Regions from separate parts of the Homo sapiens genome. Here region 1 is linked to region 2. The links are chromatin loops, found by intact Hi-C in ENCODE. Cell type or tissue: Caco-2. All regions are shown on one strand. Each heading gives the region's core, and the rest is flanking DNA. Links, peaks and the distances in the headings are about the cores only. Region 1 has its middle 250 kb from the start of BCL2. Region 2 overlaps BCL2 (BCL2 apoptosis regulator).

Region 1 (12,879 bases), core at 3,124-11,123, 57 kb before region 2:
ATCTTTGTTTCAGCACCACGTTCTCACTGAGGCTTCTCCCAGACCACCCTCATTAAAACCACCACCCACACCCTGCAGGCCCCTTCCTATGTCCTGCTTTTCTCTTCTCTCTTTTCTTTTGTTTCTTTTTTCTTTTTCTTTTTTTTTTCTTTTTTTTTTTTTTTTTTTTTTTTTTTTTTTTTTTTTTTTTTTTTTTTTTGAGACGGGTTTCACTCTGTCGCCTAGGCTGGAGTACAGTGGCAATCATGGATCACTGCAGCCTTGACCTCCTGGGCTCCCACCTCAGCCTCCCAAGTAGCTGGGTCTATAGACGCACGCTTCCACACCTGGCTAGTTTTGTTTATTTTTTGTAGAGACAGGGTCTTACTCTGTTCCCCAGGCTGGTCTGGAACCCCCAGGCTCGAGCCATCTTCCCGCCTCTGCCTCCCAAAGTATTGAGATTACGGGTGTGAGCCACCGCCCCCGGCCTGTCCTGCGTTGTTTTTCTCAGTAGCACTTAGCTCTATTTAACAAATCCAAGTTTGTCAGAAATCTGGTTTCTGAGTCCTGGTGACCAACAACAGGTAGGGAACCCAGAGAGGGAGCGTGACACACGTGATTTGCAAATCAAAGTCACGCGGGTGGAGGAGTAGATTGGGCTCAGGAGAAGGAAAAAATGTTAGCACTGCAAGGGAAATGCGAGATCATCTCATCCTTGGGTGTCCAAACTTATTTAGATGTTTGCTTTTTAAAAAATTATATGACTAATTACAACTAATAAAGCAGATAAGAGCCGAGTTTTCTCTGCGTGGCAGACCCGGAAGGGCGTTGCAGGAGTCCCTAACCCAAGCATATTGTGGGAACTATTGACTTTGTTATCTCGTTTGTTAATGGTGAAATTGGGGCTTACAGTTGGATTTAATTTTACTTAAAAGAAATAAAAGGAGCTATCCATGTCAGATCAGATCATCCCTCAGGCATTATTTAACAAAAACATTCTGTAATTTAGTGGACTCTCAAGTCTCCTTCAGAGTCCTATGCCTGCAGATCCTGCCATCTGATTCCCCCGTGTTATCTAAGCTTCTCTTTAGGGATTCTCCAGCCCCCTCTTCTTCCCTGAGGGGCTCTCTCAGTGGTGTCATCGGTTTCTCCAAATTAGAAATGTTGACTTTTTTCCTGCTTTTTTCCCCCTGAATCCACATTCCCTTAGTCACTCTCTCCTGGTTTCAAATTCTTGTTTATTACACCTGAGCCTTCCAAGGGGAGAGACTGTTTTATAACTCCAGGCGTACTGGACTTACACAAGGTAAGTGATCCATGCATTAAATTGGCTTAAAAACAAAGCAATCGAGGCCGGGCATGGTGGCTTATGCCTGTAATTACAGCGCTTTGGGAGGCTGAGGCAGGTGGATCACTTTGACGCCAGGAGTTCGAGACCAGCCCAGCCAACATCGTGAAACCCCATCTCTACTAAAAATACAAAAATTAGCCGGGCATGGTGGTGTGCACCTGTAGTCCCAGCTACTCTAGAGGCTGAGGCAGGAGAATTGGTTGAACCTGAGAGGCAGAGGTTGCAGTGAGCTGAGGTCGTGCCACTGCACTCCAGCCTGGGCGACAAAGCGAGAACTAGTCTCAAAAAAAAAAAAAAAGAAGAGGGGAGCAAATGGATATGGGAGAAAATTGATCAATTCTAAGAAAGCAGGAGAGGAGAAGGTCCAGTGGCAGCTGGCTGCACTGAGATCTCGTGTTTGTGCTGAGATCTCGTGTTTGTGCTGAGATCTCGTGTTTGTCCTGAGATCTCGTGTTTGTCCTGAGATCTCGTGTTTGTGCTGAGATCTCGTGTTTGTCCTGAGATCTTGTGTTTGTCCTGAGATCTCGTGTTTGTGCTGAGATCTTGTGTTTGTGCTGAGATCTCGTGTTTGTGCTGAGATCTTGTGTTTCTGCTGAGATACTGTGTTTGTCCTGAGATCTCGTGTTTGTGCTGAGATCTTGTGTTTGTGCTCACCGTGACTTTTCCTTACCCATTCCAAGCAGGAAGGCAGCATGGCAGGTGAAAAAGTGAGCAATCTTAGGCAGTGCCCTTCCTGGCTCTGTGCTTCCTGACAGGCTGGTGCTGGGAACAAGGTATGGAAGTAGAAGTTCTGAGGAAAGGAAGAGAACTCTCCCTAGATTGGGAAGGGCTGAGGGTGTTGGGCTGCCCAAGTTGTGAAATATTAGTCAGGACTCTTCTTGCAGAACCCAACTTCAGGGAGCTGAAGGTTAAAGAGAATTTAATGACTTAGGCGACTGTGAACCTGGCTCAGACATGGCTGAATTCTGTTTCTCAGAAGGACCTGGTCCCTTTCTCCCCATCCTGTGCCTGTGCTGACCAACATGCTGGCTTCATTCTCCATCAGATTCTGTCCCTATAGAATATTCCCAGTATGGAGGCTACAGCCCACCGAATTGAAGTCCAACGACAAAACTTCTTGGAGAGGAATCCCAGGGCCTGACTTTCATTCATTGCTTCGAATTGGCCTAACTTAGGTCTGGAGCTTAAACAATCACTTTCCTTCAGGACGGAGGGGGTAGAATAACACCTTCTTCGATCTGGGGGAACATAATCTGGGATGGGGAAGGTGGCTTCCCAAAGAGAAAGTGAAGGTCTGTTACCAGAAGAAGGGAAGCTGTATTGGGCAGAGAAAAACATCAGATGTCCATTGCTGTACTCCATGGAAACTGATAACATCCGAGCAGTTAACAGCTTCTGAGGGGCATAGCTGCCGGGGAAGCCTAGGGAAACTCCCTGTCAGCCCCTGGAGACTCCCAGCCTGTGCAGGGATCCCTGTACTCCATGTGGCACAGAACCTAAAACAACTGGATTCCCATAAAAAATGAACCTCGACTTCTATCTCACTCCAACTGAAAGGAATATTTATTTATTTCTATCTAATTTTTAGATAGGGCCTCACTTCACTCTGTTGCCTAGGCTGGAGTGCAGTGGCACGATCACTGCTCACTGCAGCCTTGACCTCCCTGGCTCAAGCAATCCTCCCACCTCAGCCTCCTGAGTAGCTGGGACTACAGGCACGTGCCACCATGCCTGGCTAATATTTTTTTTTTTTTTTTTTTTTTTTTTTGTAGAGACGAGGTTTTGCCATTTTACCCAGGCTGGTCTCGAACTCCTGGGCTCAAGGGTTCTGGCTGCCTCGGCCTCCCAAAGTGCTGGGATTACAAGCATGAGCCACCGCACCCGGCCTTGAAGGGAATATTTAGGTTTGATCCTTAAGGACATCAGCTGTTAGCTTAATGGACTAGAAAGCAGAGGTGCCCTCTTCCTTCTGACCCTTCCCCACCCCAGCAATTTTTCAATCTCCTGGCAAAAGATTCTTCTGCAACCACAAGGAAGGAAAAATTTAAGGAAAATCTTAGACTGATTTTCCTATCAGCATGGAGGTATGAGAGCTTAAAGTTAGAGTGAATTTTAATTCAAGAAAATGAAACCAATGTGTCATTCATGTTGTTTGTGGGGCTTCCATATTGTTTATGTATGGTGCCTGAAAATATTGCTCCTTGTACTATGTACTAAGTACTATAATTTAATACATATAGGCTTTATTCTCTAAAAAATCAAGGGTTCTCTATCAGTCCCTTTAAAGACAAGACTGAAGTTGAGGAGTCTTGAGGACCCACTCTCCAGGTGAATGTGTTGCTTAAAAATAAAAGGTTAGTAACTCTAGAAATAGACCCATCCATATATAGCCCGTTGATGTCTTACCAAGATGCCAAGGCAGCCCAACAGGGAAAGGAAAGTCTTTTTAACAAATTTTGTTGAAAAAATTGGATATTCATATGGGAAAAAGTGATCTTCAACTTCCACATCATTCCATGCATAAAAATTAATTTGAGCTGAATTATAGATTTAAATGTAAGATCCAGAACCATAAGCTTCTGGAAAAAATATAGGCCTTTATCTTCATGATCCTGTGGTGGACAATGATTTCTTGAACAGAATCCCAAAACTGTTAACCATCAAGTAAAAAATAGATAACTTAGACTTTATTAAAATTAAGGTTTTCTGCTTATCAAAAGATACTGGTAAGAAAATCAACAGATAAGCCTGGACAGATTGGGAAAAACATTTGCGGCATATATATTTGACAGAAGACTTTACTCCAGAATACATAGGACTTTTACAAATCAACAATAAAGAGATGAACAGTCCCATTTTAAAATGGGCAAAAGCTGAGGCAGGAGGATTTGCTTGAGTCCAGGAGTTTGACACCAGCTTGGACAATATGTTGAGATCCTGTCTCTACAAAGTAAAAATTAAAAAATTAGCCAGGCATGGTGGCGTGTGCCTGTTGTCCCAGATACCTGGGAGGCAAAGGTGGGAGGATAGCTTCACCCCAGGAGTTTGAGGCTGCAGTGAGCTATGATTGCACCACAGCACTTCAGCCTGGGTGACAGAGTGAGACTCTGTCTCAAATAAAAAATAAAACAATTTTTAAAACTTTAAAAAATGAGCAAAAGACTTGAACAGATGCTTCTTAAAAGAAGATATATTAATGACAATAAGACATGAAAAGGTGCTCAGCATCTCTTACCATCAATCATCATGCAAGTCGAAACCACAGTGAGTCACCACGTCATACCTACTAGAAGAACTTAAAGCAAGGAGCACAACAGGACAAAACAACCCTCCCCCTACCAAACTGACAACACCAAATTTTGGGAAGAATCCAGAGCAACTGGAATTCTCATTTATTGCTGGTGGGAATGTGAAATGATACAACAGTTTTGGGGGACTACTGTAGTTGACAGTTTTATATAAAGTTAAACATATGTTTAATCTTATGATGCAGATATTCCATTCCTATGTGATATGGTTTGGCTGTGTCCCCACCCAAATCTCACCTTGGATTGTAATTCCCATAATCCCCACGTGTCGGGGGAGGGACCTGGTGGGAGGTAATTTAATCATGGAGGCTGTTACCCTAATGCTGTTCTCGTGATAGTGAATGAGTTCTCACGAGATCGATGGTTTTATAAGGGGCTTCCCCCCTTTTGCTTGGCACTTCTCCTTGCTGCCATCATGTGAAGAAGAACGTGTTTGCTTCCCCTTCTCCCATGATTGTAAGTTTCCTGAGACCTCTCTAGCCATGCTGAACTGTGAGTCAATTAAACCTCTTTCCTTTATAAATTACCCAGTCTCAGGTATGTCTTTATTAGCAGCATGAAAACAAACTAATACACTACATATTTACCCAAGATAACTGAAAACACATGTACACATAAGGATTTGTACATGACCACAACAACAGCTCTTTTCATAATAGACAAAATTGGAGATAACCCTAATGTTTATCAATAGGAGATTAGGTAAATTGTGACACATTCATACAATGGAATTCTGCTCAGTAATAATAAAAAAAACTACTGATTCATGCAACAATGTGGATGAACATTATGCTGAACTCAAAAGGCCAGAACCAAAAGAATGCAAATTATATGATTCCTTTTATATGAAATGCAAAAATAGGCAAAACTTCACCGTGGTGATGTAAATCAGAGAGATTGCTCTGCGGGGTGAGAGTGGGATCACCTGAGAGGGAGCAGAAGGAAATTTCCCAGAATGATGGAAATGTTCTATGTTTTGATTGAAGTGGTGGTTACATGGCATATAATTGTCAAAACTCATTAGACTAAACACTTAAGATCTGTGCATTTTACTGTTTTTATTCTACCTGTATAAAAATAAAACGTTGGCAAATGAGAATATTCAGCCTTGAGGATTATTAATATGGATTTGACTTCTATCAATGGTGTCCTGGGAGGCAGAGATGAATGCATAATTCACGAAGGCAAAATGCAGGAAGGACAAGAAGTCACATTTCCTTCTGTCTAAAACCCCTCCACATGTGGCGTGTGCTGTGTGTGGACTTGCTGGTGGAACATAGAGGTTATATGTGTTGTTCTTTGAATTCTCATTGCATTGGGATGGGAGGAAGAATGAAATCAGTCATTCAAATATATGTCTCTTCATATATTCAGCTGACTGAATATGTCATTCGGATGGCATATATTCCTCTGTGCCATGTCTCCCTTTCAATGGAGCTTACACCTGTAGGTGTGGGTCTTCTCCACACCTGTCTCTGTCCTCCATGTCCGTCAGGATTGCAGAAGGGAAGAGAAGGCAGCCACATCAGCTTCCTTCTTCATCCGACTTAGGATCCCCACTGGCAGCCCAGTGCTCACTCCACACTTGGTAAATACCCTATACTTGTATGTTCCTAAGTTCCTCCAGATGAAAGAAAGTGGCCTCTTCTTCTAGGACTGTTTGGGGAGCAGCACTGTGTGAAGCTCTGTGGGGCCTCTCCCAGGTATAAGAGCTCACAGTCATTTATGTCTTCTTGCCCTCCTCCCTATCTTCAGACAACTCCTGCCCACCTACACAAGGTTGAGTCCCAGGTAGCGTGGACTGAAGAGCAGTAAGCGAGGCCCCTCCTGGTCCTTTCTCAGAAACCTTGAAGTCTACTTGAAGGCACAAAGGGCAAGGTAACACAAAGAGCAAGGTAACATGAAGAGCAAGGTAACAAGAGCACAACACTCCCTTTGGTGAGCGTAGCATACATGGGGTAGACATCACTGGGTGGCTGATGCTCTGACCTGGGTCTTCAAGGAGAAAAGGACAATGAGGATTGCATATGGGGCAGAAAAATCAGTCTGGCTGGAGAGGGAAACTCCTATGTGGGACCAAAGGCAGAGAGAGAGAGACAGAGAGACAGAGGCAGAGAGAGAGAGAGAGAGAGAGATTGAAAGAGAGAGAATGTACAAAATAACACAGGGTAAGCAAGGCACTGAATGAGTGACAGACATTTGGACAGAGGCGGTGTGGTGTGCTAGGAAAATTAATCAGACATTGGTATAAGACTAAGAAGGATGACTATACCACTGTAAGTCTTCACATAGGACCTTGCAAAAATGTTTAACTTAGCCAGAACTCCAGTGTCTCTGAAGGTCAAGTATGAGTGTTAACAAAAAATGATTTTTAAAAGTTGTTATAGACATGGTTTCTTTGTTCAGATAATTTCACTCATCTGAACTGCTGGCTGATAGGTATTTCTTATTAAAATATGATAGCTTTATTGTTACTCTTACTCAACTAACATTGTTTTTCATCTTTTAAAGACAGCAGTACCTTTTTTTGCAAAGCATCTCGCTGTTTTTTGAGTGTTTCCATGAATGTGAGTTCGTGGGAGCCTTACAACATCTCTCTTTAGAGAGGACAGTCTGAGGTTCACAGAGATAAGGTGGGCAGCCCAGTGAGGCCGCACTGTGAGTGAAGGCCAGGGCGGAGATTCAGAGGCAGGTCTTCTGCTTTCCAAACTGTCTGAGATTAGGACCTCAGTGTTTCTGGATCTTGTACCTGGGTCGTGGTTTTCTGTTTTCCTTTGATACAGACTTGATCATTTCTCCATACTCAATTGTGTTTGACAGCCAACAACCAGGGTGCCAGGGCCCTGTTGTAAACCTGTAGGAGCTCTATTTTGATAAGACTAGCCATAATTTATTGCTGCTTTAACCTCTCTGTTGCTTAGGCAACCAATATCCTGAATTAAGACTTGGGTTATTTTAGTTAAGTTTAAGAATTTATTACCTTCCAACCACTCAGCCCACCACTTTGCTCATGCTCCATGCCTGTGAGTCACACTGACCCCCGAAGAGTTGCCCCAAACTCTAAGACCTGTGCTCGGGGGCACGTGAAGAGCCAGGACACATGCCTTGTGACTCAAACTGACAGCGTCTGCTCATGTCCTTGCTAAGTGCACCAAAGGGAATGGGCCGAGGAATGCTCCATGTTGATTTTTCAGCTGCTTGCCTTTTATTGCTGGATTACTATCTACTGCAGAATAGGCCAGCTTATTTCACAATAATGAGGCTGGCACTGGGTTAATTCTATAACATAGAAAGATTGCCAGTGCCAAGGTGTCAGTCTGTTCCGGCTGTTATAACAAAATAGACTGGGTGGCTTATAAACAATAGAAATTTATTTCTCATGGTTCTGGAGGCTGGCAGGTTCAAGATCCAGGCAGACTGGGTGTCTAGTGAGAACCCACTTTCTGGTTCATAGATGGCACTTTCTTGCTGTGTCCTCCTGTGGTTGAAGGAGCAAGGCAGCTCTCTAGGGTGTCTTTTATAAGGGCACTAATTCCATCTGACATAATCACCTGCAAAAGGCCCCACTTCCTATTGCCTTAGGGGTTAGAATTTCAACATATAAATCTTGTGGGTTTAGTGAGGAAAATAAACACACAATCTAACCTTTCCTGGACTGCTTGCAGGAGCATCAAGTCCTCTTGCTCTTCCATCTTGTTTAAATGTCCCTTCTTTCCCAACACCACTCTGCCACTCCGTCCTGAGCTCCCAGCACCGTTTGGCTGGATGACTGTGCTCATTTCTGGCCTTCCTGCCTCCACCTCATCCCGGCACATCATTCACCAAAGCAATATTTCTTTGCAGTCTGCTCTGCCCGGCATTCTGGGGATACTGAATAGCTCACAGTCCTGTAGAAGAGAAAGATGAGTAAGCAGTAATTGCAATGCATTTATTAGACCGTAACCTCCTAGGACAGGTCATGTTGGTCTTGCTCTCTGCACCTAGTATTTGTTGAATAGGGAAATGAATAAACAAATGAACAATTTCTGCAGGTTATAACTAAACACATATTCAAAGAGCTATGAAAATCCACAGAAGACAGAAACTGACTGAGTTGGCAGAGGAAAGGGATGTGCTTAATTAGGCTGCAGTCTCTTTGAGAGACTACAATTTATTTATTTCCTGTATACATAGACCAGGCATTCATAAATATGGTCACTTTTTAATAGAAATATTTTATATTTTGGGAACATCTTCCTATACATTTTATTTACTCACAGGACAAAAGTAATGTTCTCCTTTAAATAGAAGCTTTTTGGGGACCTGTAATTGTTAATTTGTAAACCTTTACTTACTTGCTAGAAAGTATGGGACAGGGTCAGAAAGAAACTGGAAAGTGCCGCCTGTAATCCCAGCACTTTGGGAGACCAAGGCAGGCGGATCACTTGAGGTTAGAGGTTCGAGACGAGCCTGGCCAACTGGTGAAACCCCATCTCTTCTAAAAATACAAAAAAAAATTAGCCAGGCGTGGTGGCGGGCACCTGTAATCCCAGTTACTTCGGAAGCTGAGCCAGGAGAATCGCTTGAACCCAGGAGGCGGAGGTTGCAGTGAGCCGAGATAGCGCCATTGCACTCCAGCCTGGGCAACAAGAGTGAAACTCCATCACAAAAACAAACAAACAAACAAAAAAAGAAATTGGAGAGTGCCAAGTATAACTATCAGTTGTGGTTCAATCAGAATGCAAATAAGTATCTTTGGGTAAGTAAAAGGAAAACGATACTTTGATTTACCCAACACTTCGATTTCAAAAATACATTGACTCATTAACAAACAATTTTAGAGAGGCTTAAATACTAGTGAATATGTTATTTTAAGTCAGTAATATATATATATATATATATATATATATATTTTTTTTTTTTTTTTTTTTTTTTTTTTTTTTTGAGACGGAGTCTCGCTCTGTTGCCCAGGCCGGACTGCGGACTGCAATGGCGCAATCTCGGCTCACTGCAAGCTCCGCTTCCTGGGTTCACGCCATTCTCCTGCCTCAGCCTCCCGAGTAGCTGGGACTACAGGCGCCCGCCACCGCACCCGGCTAATTTTTTGTATTTTTAGTAGAGACGGGGTTTCACCTTGTTAGCCAGGATGGTCTCGATCTCCTGACCTCGTGATCCACCCGCCTCGGCCTCCCAAAGTGCTGGGATTACAGGCGTGAGCCACCGCGCCCGGCCGTCAGTAATATATTAAGAGATGTCATGAGTCTATAAATGTAGCAATTGCACATGGCTGGCATAGAAATCTCAACTTCAATATGTGATGTTCAAAGTCCAATTTAAAGGGATTTTAATAATTAGCCATAACTAATAACTAAGGTAAGGTTTGTTGTATCTTGAATCTTAAATGGTTGCCATGTGTCTGTTTATTAAAAATAGAGTTTCCTTTTTTTCTTTCTTCATTCACCTTAAGTAAAAGTCTATTATAGCAAAAATGCAACAGTGGCATCCTGTGGCTTGGCCTGTGAATGACAGGTGCGTGTCACAGTTGTGATCTTGGAGGCTTGGTGTCATGGCTACACAGAGGTACAGGATCATTGTGAAGAACATGGCATGTTAGAAGGAAAAGCTCCATTACTTTATTTAAGACGTAAAATTATTATAAATGACTCATTATGATCTTTTATCTTTATTTCATGGGAGTAAATTGCATGCATAATTAAAAATTGAGTTGAGAATAAAGCCACAGAAATGTACTTGTTTTTTCAAAAGCTTATTTTTCCGGACTCTATGATGAAGTTTCCCTCTGTCATTTTTACACATAGAATATACCATTATTTCCTCTCATGTAATTCTTCTGTAAGTGTAGGAAATGGAGTGAAAGAATCCATATTAAACCATTAATAACTGTAAATACTTTATCTCTCCACCCCCCCAGAAATAAATACAACTAAATCTCGGAAGCCTTTTGATTGTGATGCTTGGCTGCTGAGCCCTCTACGCTGGAAAGGCAGCACTATCATATTTAGCAGTGCGTGCTTCCAGCTTCAAACTTTAAAAAATAGTTTAAAAACATCTTCAGGGGCCGGGCGCGGTGGCTCACACCTGTAATCCCAGCACTTTGGGAGGCCGAGGTGGGCGGATCACGAGGTCAGGAGATCGAGACCATCCTGGCTAACATGGTGAAACCCCGTCTCTACTAAAAATACAAAAAATTAGCCGGGCGTGGTGGCGGGCGCCTGTAGTCCCAGCTACTCGGGAGGCTGAGGCAGGAGAATGGCGTGAACCCGGGAGGCGGAGCTTGCAGTGAGCGGAGATCGCGCCACTGCATTCCAGCCTGGGCGACAGAGCGAGACTCCGTCTCAAAAAAAAAAAAAAAAAAAAAAAAAAAAAAAAAAACTTCATAAACAACATACAGTTATACTTTTTCTTATTTAAAATGTTTACATAAGTAGAATTATGATATTCACATTCCATGAAGTTTTGCACTGAAGATGTGGTTGAGGTCTCACGTACGCTTATCTTGTGTGAAGGAATGTATGGAATATGAATGCCATAATTTTACTTATGTAAATTGTAAAAATAAGAACAAATATATATAATAAAGACCTTTGGATTTCTGCTTCTGAGGACTTCCTGTTCTCCTTCCCTCCACTTTCCTATGGGCGTGCTTCTGTTCTTTATTTATCCGAGTTTTCTCCATTAAAGATAAATTCTCTGATAAGATAAATACAGTATATATCTTTATTAATTCCTTTGTTATAGATCCTGCAAATACCTTCTCGAGGCCTGTTTTTTCCTCTCTAACGTTGATGGGGTATGTTTTGTTATAAAGATGTTTTCTGTTCTGCAGGGTTGCGTGTCAGTTACAGTTGTCATTTGTAAGCAGTAGAATCCGGTCTGACCAGTTTAAGCAGAAAAGAACTTAGGAGAGACAGAAGGGAGTTCACACAACGTTTGGGACAGATGGGAAAAGAGGCCTGAGACAATGAAAGGGACACTCCCAGAACCAACTGACCCTTTCCGGAATCTGCTGCCCACCCCGGGACCACACCGCCTTTGCCCAGAATGCGCCACTGAAATGACAGCGGCTCCCGGAGACGCGCAGCCAGCCAGCTCCCTCCCGCGGCCCGAGGCCCCCGTGTCTGATTGGCAGGCCTGGTCACGTGCCCGCATTTTGGCTGGGAAAGAGTCAGGGAAGGCACCGATTCAGATTCTCCCTTGGGGAAACAACTAAAATGCACGCAAGGTGGCCTAAAAAGCTTGGCAGATTCACTTTGGGCCATAAAGATATTCTTCAAACTTAAAAATAAAAAAATAAAAATAAAAGAAACTAAACTAAAAAATATCTTCATGAACAACATACAGTTATGCTTTGTCTTATTTAAAAATTTTCCATACATAGAATTATGATATTCACATTCGATGAAATTTTGCATTCAAGATGTGGTTGAGGTCTCACGTCTCAGTAGTGTTTAGTTGCGATTTTTCGTGCTGAGGTCTTTAATTCTTCTGGAATTAATTTTTGTATAATTAGTGTAGGAGTCTTTTATATGAAAAGCCAATGCTTCCATCATCAATGATGGCACAAGCTCATCTTTCCCTGCTGATCTCTAGTGCCACCGCTATCATATTCCACATCCCACGTAGCCCCTACATGTGAATCCTGCATGAACATGGATTTGCACCAGGCTCTCTATTCTGTCCGCTGCCTCTTCCTCTGCTCAGACAACTATATTTTAATTTCTGTGACTGTCTAGAATGTTTCAGAATCCGCAGGCCAACTGCTCCTGCCCACCCATTGTTCTTATTTTTCGAAATTATCTTGGCAATGATAATTCACTTTTCCATATGAATTTTAGAATCACGTTACAAATGAACAGAAAAGTTCTGCTGAGATTTTATTTGGAATTTACTTAAATTTATAGATAATTTGGGCAGAATTGACATGTTTATGCTTTTGAGACCTCTTACCCATTATTCAGATCTTCTTTTATATCCTTTAATAAAACTATAATTTTTTCCCATAAAGCTCTTAAAAATGGTACGTAATGTATATTCTTTAGGTCCTTTATAGTTTTGCTGCTATTGTGAGCTGGCTTTTTTTTTTTCCAATTTTTTCCCATTTGTTATTGTTCACATTCAAAAGTTATTGAATTTTGCATGTTGATCTTGTAATCAGTAGCCTTGCTGAATCCTTTTTTAGTTCTAAAAGATTTTCTGTTGATATCTATGCATTTTCTTTGTTCTTTCTTTCTTATTTTATTT
Region 2 (12,879 bases), core at 2,957-10,956:
TACAACTATTATTTTTATCCAATTACTTGTTTCCTTGGTGCTGACAGAAAGATTAATTTAAATAAAATACTCCGCTGGGTAGTATCTGCTTTTCAGTTTCCAATAAAGTCCAGAGGAGTGCCTGGAGGGGCCTTCCGGGAAGGGGTCTTCTGATGAATCAGCCGATGTGCCACCCCAACTTGACAGAAGGCCCCCTTGTCAGCAGTTTGAAAGACATATACCACGCTTGCCCATGTATGACGGTTCATTTTTAAAATTTAAATGTCAATAGTTGCTAAGGATATAATTTCCAATGCACTCTTTAATAGCATAAGAAAGAAAATTGTTCCCAAACTGTCTGTGGCAGAACTTTTTTGTATGATGTCATTTGTAACCCCTTCCATGAAGTAATTATGATTCCTGATAAAATGCTTGGGTAATTTCCGGATAGACTTTAATGGGATTAAGAACTGCTGAGAAGTCAGGGTCTCCACTCAGCTCTCTAAACCACGCCAACCAGTCTCGAGCTGTTCTTCTGTTGTGGTGCCATTTCTTTTTTCTGTTTGTGTCTCTTCCAAAAAAGAATCACTGAATTGGCTGGCTTGCTGGGAGCCTCTTCTCTTGAGGCCAGTCTGAAATAGAATTCTGACACAGGCTAATAACAAGTTTGTCTGACAAGTTATTTTAAGAATTCACATTTTAAAAATAAATTTGTTACATCATTTTCAAACGATATCCATTGGAATCGAAATACCATACTGGCATGATACTCAATACCCTACATGAAAAATATAGGAGTTACTTTTTGACACTTGGACATTTTACATTTCTTTTTCTTCTCCTCAAATTCATAATTCTGCCTCTCATTTTATCCTAATATAATATTTCTTACAACTAAATTTACAACTTACAATTTCTTAAAATTGATTTACCTCAGGATCATCTATGGCAAATCTGTAAATTTTTGTGGCCATAAGGTTTTTTGTGTTCCTGAGTTGAGTATACAATTACTATTACCCAACTCATAAAAATGCACAAATATATTACAGTTTTGACAAATAATTATTAAGTATAAAATTTAAATTTTATTGGAAATAAATCTCTTAAAAGAGATGGGACTAGTTTATTCCCTCTCTCCTCCATCCCCAGAAAGACACATAACCATAAATAAAAACTACATAATGCTAGAGGGAACTAGTGTTCACCAGTGAGTCTATTCTTGTTTTTTATCTTTACGGATATAAGCTCTGAGGAGGGCTGTTCATGTAACAACTACATGAGATTGGAAAGAGTTTTGTTATAGCAACGTTATTCAACTATTTGAATTTCTGGTATATTCAAAAGTCACATTAAAAAATCTATCGGCTGTCTTCACTAGAAACTCTTTCAACTTTGTTGAAAGCAAAGAATTGGAAAACCAGTTTCCAAAAAGATTTGCTCCCCAGTCATTACAGTCCAATATAGCTCCAGGATTTCAAATCATGCCTTTCAGTAACCCAAGAATTCTAACACTCCAGGGCCATGCCCAGTGGTGTGTAGGTAAATTTACTCTCTGGGGAAAAAAGAAAAAGGCAAAGAAAAGAAAGCCCTGCTTTATAGCTTTTGTTCGTTTACATGGTATAAAGGCTTCCACCACAGCCAATTTTTTTTTCTTTTTCTTTCTTTTTTTTTTTTTTTTTTTAATGTTCATGTTTTGCTCTGTCACCCAGGCTGGAGTACAATGGTGTGATCTCAGCTCACTGCAACCTCCACCTATTGGGTTCAAGCAATTCTCCTGCCTCAGCCTCCCGAGTAGCTGGGATTACAGGTGCCCGCCACCACACCCTGCTAGTTTTTGTATTTTTAGTAGAGATGGCGTTTCACCACGTTGGCCAGGCTGGTCTCAAACTCTTGACCTCATGATCCGCTGGCCTCGGCCTCCCAAAGTGCTGGGATTACAGGCGTGAGCCACCGCACCCGGCCACCAAGGCCAATTACAAGCCACTAACCTGACCTCACTGACACACGCTTGGGATGACAGGCACACAGTCAGCTCTCCGGGCCAGTATGAGACACTCAGTACCGCAGGGCATCACAGTTAGATTCAGACAGAGGGAGGAGTGTGTCCCTCTTCTGAGAAGTGTGACAGATGATTGTGAAAGGGGAGAGTGAGGAGAGTTGTCTGAACTCAGGGGTGTGCTCACGGAAATCGGTTTATGAAGGAGTACCCATGGGTGTTGAGAACATTGATTCTTCTAAACATCCCATGCCTGGGTACTCCTTGGGAAGGCTGTGCCACCATGGTTCCAAGTGCAGCAATTTGGAGGCTACCGATTCAAAGGATGGAGTATGGACCTTGGAGTCAGCCACACCAGGGCTCAAATACTGCCTCTGTAATTTATGATTATTGAGAACTTGGGCATATAGTTTCAACGTCTTGAGTCTCAGTTATCTCCTACAAAATACAAGAGGCCAATACCTACCTTGAAAGGTTTGAGAGCAAAAGGTAGTATGCATACAGTGTTGTATCCAGCAGGTGCTCAACAGATGAATGCTACTATCAGAGTCCTTTTAATTGAGTCTAAGTGATGTGACTTGAAGGGTTGAGGATTAGGGTATCAGGACCTGAACCCAGTGGGAAACATCAGATCCCTTGCCATTTAGGGTTCACCTGCTCCAAAGCAAGTAGCTGCTTTGGTTCCATCTAAAAATGTTGACTTCAAAACAGAACTTTCAGCTTATTTCCCTCTTTTTCATACACATTTCATCTTATAAAATGCAGAGGCTGGGATCTCTGGTCTATATGGAAGAACACACTCAACAGCAACAGTAGCTCTCCCAGGGAGTAGAACTCAAGACTGGTCTATCTTGTACCTAACCAGGAGGGTTATTACCAAGAAACAAGAGTCTCCTTCTAAGGTGGTTTCACCTGTAAGGCAATCCCTTAGCCTGGTCCCTGAGGGCTTCATTAGAGTAGGGTCCTGGTGATTTTACTGGCTTGTTAAGAAGGCTTTTCAAAGTCTTGTGTAATGATGATGAATGGCAGGGCAAAATCATGTTAACACATTATAAACAATTCCAGGCACAACCAGTATCTCACACTGTACTTTATTTTTCTTCACAATATTAACTAGACAGACAAGGAAAGTTTAATGGCAATGTGACTTTTTCCAACAACACAAACAAAGTGCCATTATAGCTAATGGTGGCCAACTGGAGACTTACTTTACCTTAACCATGTAAAGTATCCTTACCGTATTTTTTATGTGTACAGTGTTGCAGAATATCAGCCACCTCTTAAAAGTATCAATCTTAAAAAGAGCCATGGAAGGTAAAAGTATGAAAATCTTGATAACAAAAGCTTTCAATACAAAAACACTTATTGTACACTTATTTTTATTTAAAACAAAAATAACCCCAGTAACTCAAAACAAAAGCAAACCTTGGTTGAAAACTTAAGAAGGTATAATAAACAAAACCACCAAAAGAAAGCTTCCCCAAAAGAAATGCAATCCACTGTCACTCTTGCAAATTCTACCTTGGAGGGAAAAACTTAATGAAATGAGCTATCTGGAGGGCCCACGGCAGATTTTCCAAAAGGTTTAGGTGCATGGATTTACTCAGTATCTACACTACAGTCTTATTTATTAATAGTCTCAGAATTTTCTTGATTGAGCGAGCCTTTCCATCCTCCACCAGTGTTCCCATCTTCTGTGCTCAGCTTGGTATGCAGAACAACCTTGTTGTTGATAGGATGTTTGCTTGAAGTTATTTTTCTGGGGCAGTCCAGATGAACCGGTACAGTACCATTCATGCTCCATCTGATTTTCTTTGCATCCAGTGAGATGCATATTTCATGATTGTCCAAGGTCATGGTTGTCCAAAGACATGGAACAGAATGATTCACTGGGTAAGACTAAAGGACTTGTATTATCACTCTCCAATTCAGTTTCACATTGCTTAATTTTATAAAATTTTTTTCTGTATTGTACATAATAAACATTTAGAAACAGATGTCCCTACCAACCAGAAGGTTGTCATTAAATATCCTGTTAGTTAAAACTGCACATTTATTGTTTAAATACCCATTAGACATATCCAGCTTGAAATTTATACCATTGCACTGCCAAACGGAGCTGCACTTTGAGCCATGCTGATGTCTCTGGAATCTAAAGGTCGTACCACAAACTTCAAAATGTTTCTCATTTGTCACACAAGGTTCTTCGCAGAGGCATCACATCGACCCCAATACAGGTCCTTCATACCCTTAGTTCTGGTTATTCTGAAAACTTCCAACTCCCTGATCCAAACTTGGGAATGTTTTACATTTAAAAATTCTTCCTCCCTCCCACCCCTCCAACAAATGTCCTTTGTCCCATAATAATTTAAAAAAAAAATCCCTGAAAGATCCAAATTGAATAACAATAAAGATCTGATTGGAACCTTCATAAGCTTGACAATGTAGAATTGTATTTCTTAAAAAGTGTGTAACCACATTTGTCTGGGCTGCAAAAGACACCACAGAATAAGATCAGAATAGAATTTCAACTGACTCCCTAATTTCCTTAGAATGGCTTGTATTTCGAGCCTTTCCTGTTTTTCTCTGATAGAGTAGGTGTACATTACTAACTATAAGTGATAAGAAAGTCTAAAAACAGCCACTGCCTTAAAAGTACAGTTGGAATTAATTAGAGTTTAAGTTCACATTTATAAACTATTTGTTTTAGGATAAGTTCAATTACAAATAGAGACTATTTGCAATTCTGTTCACTCAATAGATCCTGGAGGTGAAAGCTAGACATGTGTTGGGATTGCCCTGATTATTTACATTTAATCTTGATTATTATAACTCCTCTCGATTTATAATCACTTCCTAATTTTTCCCACTGGGCCAGAGCTACATCTTTAGATGATAAGCATTTACTAATAAAACAAAGATCACATATAAATGGAAGGCCACATCTGAACACAGAGAGGTAAGTGAGCTGTGGAGAGAATGTTGGCGTCTTGTTTGAACTAAATTGAGGTGCTTCCTTAATTCTGTGACTTTATTCCAAATCTTAAGCCTGCCAGAGTTTTCTGCCCCTGCCAAATCTTCGGAGACGACCCGATGGCCATAGACCCTGTCAGCTGTCATTCTGGCCTCTCTTGCGGAGTATTTGTGCAGCGAGGGACTGGGAGGGCCGAGGAGGTTCTCAGATGTTCTTCTCCTTTTGGGGCTTTTTTTAGAGCCCTTGTCCCCAATTTGGAAAGTGCATATACTCTATTTAACTCTGACCCTGGCCAGTGTAAAGAGGAGTACATACAGAGGACTGTTTTTTCATTCATAAAGAGCAGTTAAGATGCAGATGTGAATCCCTCTTCAATACAAAATAGGGATGGTTCTCTGTTGCCCAACTGCAAAATAATTAGATATAATGAAAAAAAAGAAGAGGAGAAAAAAATGACTAGTTGAGGCTTTTATATACATTCATTGCTTCTAACATGTTTTTAACAATAAGGAAAATGCAACATCAACTACTCTTAGAGCAAGTGCAGCCACAATACTGTACAGTTCTGGGGCCAAGAGGCTGGGCACATTTACTGTTATTAAAACCAGGTAACAAAACCCCACAGCAAAAGGCAGCCAGCCAGCAATTAGCCCCCGTGACCTCTTAATATATATACATTTTTCAAATACTCTGTGAATCCCGTTTGAACAACAACAAAAGACAAAACAGGCTTTATATTAAAAACGTCCACGTTCTTCATTGTTACTTCTAAAGCAGCTTGGAGGATCTTACCACGTGGAGCATACTGCAAACTGACTCCATTAAAATGATTTTGGCAGGATAGCAGCACAGGATTGGATATTCCATATTCATCACTTTGACAATGTAAACCTTTCATAAAATAATATTTTGCTTAAAAATTAGAATCATTCAAAGGTCTGATCATTCTGTTCCCTGAGGCCCGCCGGGGAGGTCTGGCTTCATACCACAGGTTTCCTGCTTTCTTGGTGGAGCGTAAGCACCACTGCATTTCAGGAAGACCCTGAAGGACAGCCATGAGAAAGCCCCCGCGGAAGGAGGGCAGGAGGGCTCTGGGTGGGTCTGTGTTGAAACAGGCCACGTAAAGCAACTCTCTAAAGGTCAAACCACCATAGATTTGAATCTGCTGGTCATTTGCCATCTGGATTTTTAACTGAATGAATCTCATGGGTTTAACCAAACATGCATGTAATCCTGAATACCATGAATTAAATGCGGAATTGCCCAGGGACGAGGAAACCTTCAAGAAACAAGGTCAAAGGGACAACAGATATAACTGTCACAATAAACAATTCTGTTGACGTGGAAATGCACATGACTTGGTTGAAACAAAGCTCCTCAGTGGCCAGTGACATCCAGGTTTTTCTTAGGTAGCTGAGACTCAGGGCTTATCTCACCTTCTCAGAATGCTTTTGAAGAATCAAGAGATAAAAATCTCAAACAGAAAACGATCACCTTTGCTCACAAATAGTGTATAGGCCATAACTAAATACAATTAAAAACAAAAAAACGCTGAGATGCATGTATTTTTTTAAAGCAGCTTTCGAAATATCAACCACAGCATTAAACATTGAACAGAGTACATTCCAAAGTTAATACAGATAAATGGTATATAATGCAATAATGCCACAGAGTTATTCCATCAATGTTTCAAGGCTGATTCTAAACTGGAAGAAAAAAAAATTTCCTAGTTTATTTGCTGAAGATGTCACTTCTTTTGTTACTTCTTTATAGTTCCCCACCATTGATTTTTTTTTTAATGCCCCAGGATGTACAGATAACCCCCATATTCCACACCTGGAACTTTTTTTTTGTCAGGTTTTCAAATAAAACCAAACTACAGTGACAAGATAATGTTTTACATGTAATTCCATAGACAGGGGTCAATTAATCCATGACACCTCACTTCAATGCTTCTTTTAGGATTTGTGACCCTCTCCAAAGTCATTTAAAGCCTTGCTTTAAACTCACAGGTGGGCCAAGGCCACACAGCCAACGTGCCATGTGCTACAGCCAAAATGGGCCGTGGCCATTGCCTCTCCTCACGTTCCCAGCCTTCACCATGTCCTTCTGATAGGAAGGGCCCAGGGCCTCTGTTCCTTCCCTCTACAGTGATACATGTCTTAAGAAGGGTCGTGGCTCCCATGCTCCACGTGAAAACGGGCCTACCTGGAGGGCCCCAGGGTGACAGGCCCAGCCACACCCCTCTACTGCTCTTTCTTGACAGTGGAATTCTGAGCTCCATCAGCTTCCAGACATTCGGAGACCACACTGCCCTGTTGATCATCCCTGGAGGAGGCCAGTGAGGGCCCCGGCTCAGTTCCAGGACCAGGCCTCCAAGCTGGGACACAGGCAGGTTCTGCGGACTTCGGTCTCCTAAAAGCAGGCACTTGTGGCGGCCTGATGCTCTGGGTAACTCTAGCCTTCCTGATGCGGAAGTCACCGAAATGTTCACTTCCTCAAGTTCCAGAGGATTCTGTTTCTTACTCAGACAGAGCCAGTATTGGGAGTTGGGGGGTGCGTATCCAAAATATATGAATATACACAATCAGGGCTTAAGGTACTGGATGATATTGTATAAATTGCTAAAATGCTTTTCTCGGCACAATTGGTAGCTTAAAAAAATACTTTCCTATGATTTAAGGGCATTTTTCCCATCGCTGTCCTTCGGCGTGGAAATCTCAGTGGGTACTAGGTCCATCTGAAGTTCCCAACTCTTTTCCTCCCACCAGGTATGCATCATGTGAGTCATATGCAAAGAGTCTCTTCTTCAGGCCAGGGAGGCATGGACTTCCCCCCACAGGAACCCTCCCTCTGTTAATATCACAGCCCCCAGGGCAAAGAAATGCAAGTGAATGAACACCTTCTCCCCAGCCTCCAGCAGCCAGAAAGCCAGCTTCCCCAATGATCAGGTCCTTTTTCCATCCGTCTGCTCTTCAGATGGTGATCCGGCCAACAACATGGAAAGCGAATCTATGTTTACAGGCACAGAACATCCAGGTGGAGCCACACGAAGCGGTGCTTGGCAATTAGTGGTCGGATTTCCAAAGACAGGAGTTTTGATGGGACTGTCTTAAATAAATAAATCTTTTTTTCTTAATAATGTAAAAAATAAATGATATTTCCCTTTGGCAGTAAATAGCTGATTCGACGTTTTGCCTGAAGACTGTTAATTGTTGTGTGTGTGTGTGTCTGTCTGTGTGTGTGATGTTTATATGTGTGTTATTTTTTCTTAAACAGCCTGCAGCTTTGTTTCATGGTACATCACTGACAATGCATATTATTTCTACTGCTTTAGTGAACCTTTTGCATATTTGTTTGGGGCAGGCATGTTGACTTCACTTGTGGCCCAGATAGGCACCCAGGGTGATGCAAGCTCCCACCAGGGCCAAACTGAGCAGAGTCTTCAGAGACAGCCAGGAGAAATCAAACAGAGGCCGCATGCTGGGGCCGTACAGTTCCACAAAGGCATCCTGCAGTTGGGGGAGAGGAGGGAAGAAAAAGAAAGAGTATTAGAGAGAGAGCAGAGAATGCCACCCCACAGAGAAAGAGGCATCCTGCCAGGGCAGCCTGGGCACCTTCAGAAGGGTGAGAGGGGAAAAGGCAAATGCTCTTTGGAGGCCATGATTCAGAAACCACTGTTTTCATTAATTCAAGGCATATTTATTGAGACCCTCTTTACGTGCCAGCCATCTTAGAGATACAGCAGTGCATAAAATAGACTAAAAGTTCCTACTTCACGAAGCTTCCATTGAGTGGAACAGTATAGACAGCAATCAATATAAATTATCACATGGTGTAGGAGAGAGTGCTAAGGGCCGAGGAGAAAAACAGCAGAGGCAGTTAGAAAATATTAGAGGTTTTGCAATTTTAGCTAGCATGCCCATCCATAAAAGTAATAAAATCTAGCAATGATGATGACCGTCACACTCCTCGATTGAGTGTTGACATCTTATCAAATGTCTGACATGCATTATTTTAGTCTTTGTACCAAACTTTTTCTTTCTTTTTTTTTTTTTAGAGACAAGAGTCTTGCTCTGTTGCCCAGGCTGCAGTGCAGTGGTGCAATCATGACCCACTGCAGCCTCGAACTGTTGGACTCAAGAGTGATCCTCCTGCCTCCGCCTCCTGAGTACCTAGGATTACCATGCTTGGCTAATTTTTAAATTTTTTGTAGAGATAGGGTCTTACTATACTTTCCAGGCTGGTCTTGAACTCCTGGGCTCAAGTGAGTCTCCTGCCTCAGCCTCCCAAAGTTCTGGGATTAAAGGCATGCGCTTTCTCATCCAGCTAATTCTTTGTACCAATCTTATGAAGTTATTTTATTTGTTTCTGTTCTGAAGATGAAAAAGCTGAGAATCGCAGGGAATAAGAGACTTTTTAACAAGTGGCAGAGCCAGGCTTTGAACCCAGATAGAAACCAGCACCCTTCTCTCTGCTGATGCCCTGGCGTGGCTAACGGCAGCTCTATGAGAGCATTTGGTCAGTCAAGGGCTCAGTCAGTGGAGGGGCCAAGGGCGGCCTTGACTGGTGCAGTGCCAACCTCTAAGGTCAAGGTTCTCCTGGGGAAAGGGAGCTGTCAGGGGGTTTCTCTTGGGGGTGGCTAGACTGGACGACCACAACTCTGCATTTACTCAAATTGTGGATCTCACAAGGCAGGAGATCAGGGGTGTGTCACTGGATGTGCAGGTCCCTGAGAGACAAAAAGTGTCTCCCTTCCATTCCTATCTCTCCATCTCAAGTCGGGTCTGTAGTGTGTTGTAGCAAAGTCTACCCTCTGGATGGGCTTGGATTGAGCAAATCACCAATTGCTCATTTCCTAGATTTTGGGGAGATTATGTTTCACATTTGGGTCCAATGAGTATTTGGACAACTTTCTGAATGAATATTTGAATATATAAATCAGTAAATGAATTCTTTTTACTTCTGATTTATTCAGGATGAAGAAGAAAACAAGAATAGTTTCACATTATTCCCAACAACCCTGACTCAAAGCACACAGTTTTATTACAGGAAACAGTAACATACCATGACCCTGGACATCGCTGTTGGGAGGGGCTCCAACAGTGCACAGAGGGGTTCCCTTTCTCTGGGGCAAGGGCTGTAGCAGTGGGACCAGGGATTCTCTTTGTCTCCCTCATGCTGGGCATGGTTGTGGTGCACTATAGGTGCGTAGTAAATGTTTGTTCACTTAAGCTTTCTGAATACAATCATTGGTCTTTGGCTTAATGCTTTACCCAAATGCTTATGAATCTGTTTGAAATTACTCCTTCTATATGTAACAGCCTCTGAGAATCCTGAGGTAGTCTTGATGAGGATTTAAAGCATTGTTAGGGTAACTTTCCACATTATTAAATATAGATTTATACAATTATTTTCATGATATATAAAATGTGCCATACTTTAAAAAATTCATGTTTATAGTGTTTAAAACTTTTGCTATTATAAACAATATCATGATATATTTTTGTATATAAATTCTTGTCTATTTGTTCAGTTGCTTTTTTGAAACAAACTCCTAGAAGTGACCTCAGTTAACCAGTCATCAATATTGCTTCCAGACATCATGAAGGGCTTGCCTTGAGCCATCCTCACATTCTCATGGATTGCCCTCCAACCAATGCCACCTTTTACAAAAGGCAGGCAAGAATTTAGGGCGAGGGTCACACTGAGAGTGATCCTGTCCCCCAGGGGACATTTGGCAATGTTTGGAAGCATTTTTAGTGGTCATGATTTGGGGTGAGGGTGCTACTGGTATCTAGTGGGCAGAGGCCGCGGATGCTGTTCAACATCCCACAATGCACAGGGCAGCCCCCCAATGCTAACAGGGCCGAGGCTGAGAAACTCTGGTTTATAAGATGCTCTGTAATCACAGACCATAGAAGAACAGATGACCCATCCTGTGTGTCAACAGCATTGGTCAAATCAGCACAATCAGCTAGCCCAGACCAGCGACTGCTAACCCAGTGGGCCTTCTGCATCTTTGGAGGTCCTTGGTTAACTTTTACCAGGAGAGGGCGCAAGGGCTTTCTTCTTCTTTTTAAATATCTATTGTTAAACATTTCTAAATTTCAGTGTTAGAAAAGCGAGGCAATAGACGTACATAAAATGTGTGTTTAGTGCTCTTAGCACAGAGCTAAGGCACAATCATGATTGTCTGCCAAGATGCACACCCCTCTCCATATAAGCAGGGATCAGTGGGGCAGGAAGGAGTCAGGACTTCTCCACAAGCCAGAACTCTGCCTCTTCCAGGGAGCAACCCAAGACATCACAGACACGGCTGCAAATGTCAACTAGTCCTCCCATCCATGCTTCTCTCTCTGAGGGATGGGTAGGCTGAAACCCCCAATAGCCCAGCCAAAAGACACCCCAAATTTGTCAGGGCACTGGCAATAGGTTGTCTGCAATTTGGCTTGACATTGAGAAGGTCAGTGGCCGGGCTCTGAATCCCTTTAGTAATCAACAGAGTTTTGTGTGGCAAAATCTGAACCAGACTAAGCCCCTGATCATTTGTCCTGTCTGGACCTGAAGCCATCCTGGGAAACCGGAGGATGCAGGGACATACTCCAGCTGGCATTTTCTCCCAGTTGGTCTGGCACACAGTGCTGGAGAGCAGAAGAAATGCTGTCCCAAATATCCCCACCTCCTCAGAGCTGGAATAATTCCCTCTCACCACCCTCACCCCCACACAAATAACAGTGCTTCTCATGAACCTAACAGGCCATTTCTGATATGCATTACGTAGAACAATGTCATTTCTAGAGTGAGATGAGCTAAACTAGCAGCTCTTGGCCCAAAGCCTCAGCATAGAGATGCTGTTGCCATCCCAGGGGGCTGAGAAGGGCATGGGACTTGGAGGAGGAGTGTGGGTGAACCCTGGCTTTGATATTTTATTAGTTTATAACCTTCAGCAGATAACCCAGCCCCGAGCCTCATTTACTTCATCCATAGCCATAAAATTCATTATTGTGAAGATTAACGTAGGTCACTCAAAGCCATTTGTAAATTGGATACAGAAAGTGAGCTCGTGGCAGAACAAACACCTTGCTCTTGTCTGTCCTCTTGCAGACCTGCTCCGCACCTACTCAACCTGCCCTTCCCCCAAGAAGTTCTGCTGAGCCTGCCGTTTTGCAGAAGCAATTTCCTCTCTTAGCTTTCTGATCTGAGGATAGTCCGTAATTTCTATAGGAATTATGAATTAAAATGTATACATCCCGTGTTCTGGTCAAAGATGGGAAGTGATAATACAATGCCTACCTATCTGTCCTTCTTTACACATTATTAGAGTGTAGGGCTAGAGGGCAAGTCATTTAACCCCCTGGAGGTTGGAGCTGGCCTCTAAACTTTGCCCTTCTACAATTCCAAAGTGCAAAGGAGACCCTGCGGCTTCGGGACTAAAATGACCTGAAAGCTTCTTTCGTAGAAAGTCTTCCTGATTTTTCAAACATCCTGATTGGGGCGATTTCCGAAGTCTGTTTGAACAGTCTGTCATTATTTGTTTGAGTTTGAAAGCTGTTTTAAATAAACACATGCTCATTTTATGTATTAAAAGCAACAAAGAGGGAAAAAGAAAACCTGGGTCGTCATGTGATTCGGACAAAATCCCAGTCTATATATTTAGGAAGCTCTGTGTCCCTTGCTCATGTCAGGACTGGCAAGGGCTTACCCGACTTCACGGATCACAGGTTCACACGGAAAGGCTGGCACCGGCTCCTCCTATGAGGAGGAGATGGGCAGGGCCTCAGCTCTGGTGGCTCTGTCCACAGTGGCTTCCCCATAAATTTCCAATTCAGAGGCCACAGAGGATCTGAGTTCCACCCAGGGCTGGCCCAAGGGGACAGGATGGCTAAACTCCCAGCCGCAGCCTTGCTGCAGGTTTGGAACCAGGCCA

The links. A loop is a pair of places that touch in the nucleus more often than their neighbours do. Peaks named below come from ENCODE experiments on the same cell type or tissue, not always from the same donor. Only the 100,000 strongest peaks of a DNase experiment are listed, where the experiment ranks them.
Region 1: a loop joins it to region 2, with 6 times the contacts of the local background. A loop is called at or near these places in 6 of 110 quality-filtered maps.

What each region holds. Positions count from the first base shown.
Region 1 is chr18:63,063,549-63,076,427 of GRCh38, forward strand. No RefSeq gene overlaps it. Among named protein-coding and RNA genes, the nearest start is that of BCL2, 250 kb to the right of the region's middle. RefSeq lists enhancers at 1,668-1,962, 10,181-10,230. In Caco-2, for the core only: no CTCF peak of the experiment used is centred there; DNase peaks (open chromatin) are centred at 7,393, 7,743 and 10,143.
Region 2 is chr18:63,120,299-63,133,177 of GRCh38, forward strand. It overlaps BCL2 (BCL2 apoptosis regulator), which reads right to left. Exons shown (of 3, transcript NM_000633.3): 3 at 3,048-8,461. The coding sequence ends at 8,327. Among named protein-coding and RNA genes, the nearest start is that of BCL2, 190 kb to the right of the region's middle. In Caco-2, for the core only: no CTCF peak of the experiment used is centred there; no DNase peak of the experiment used is centred there.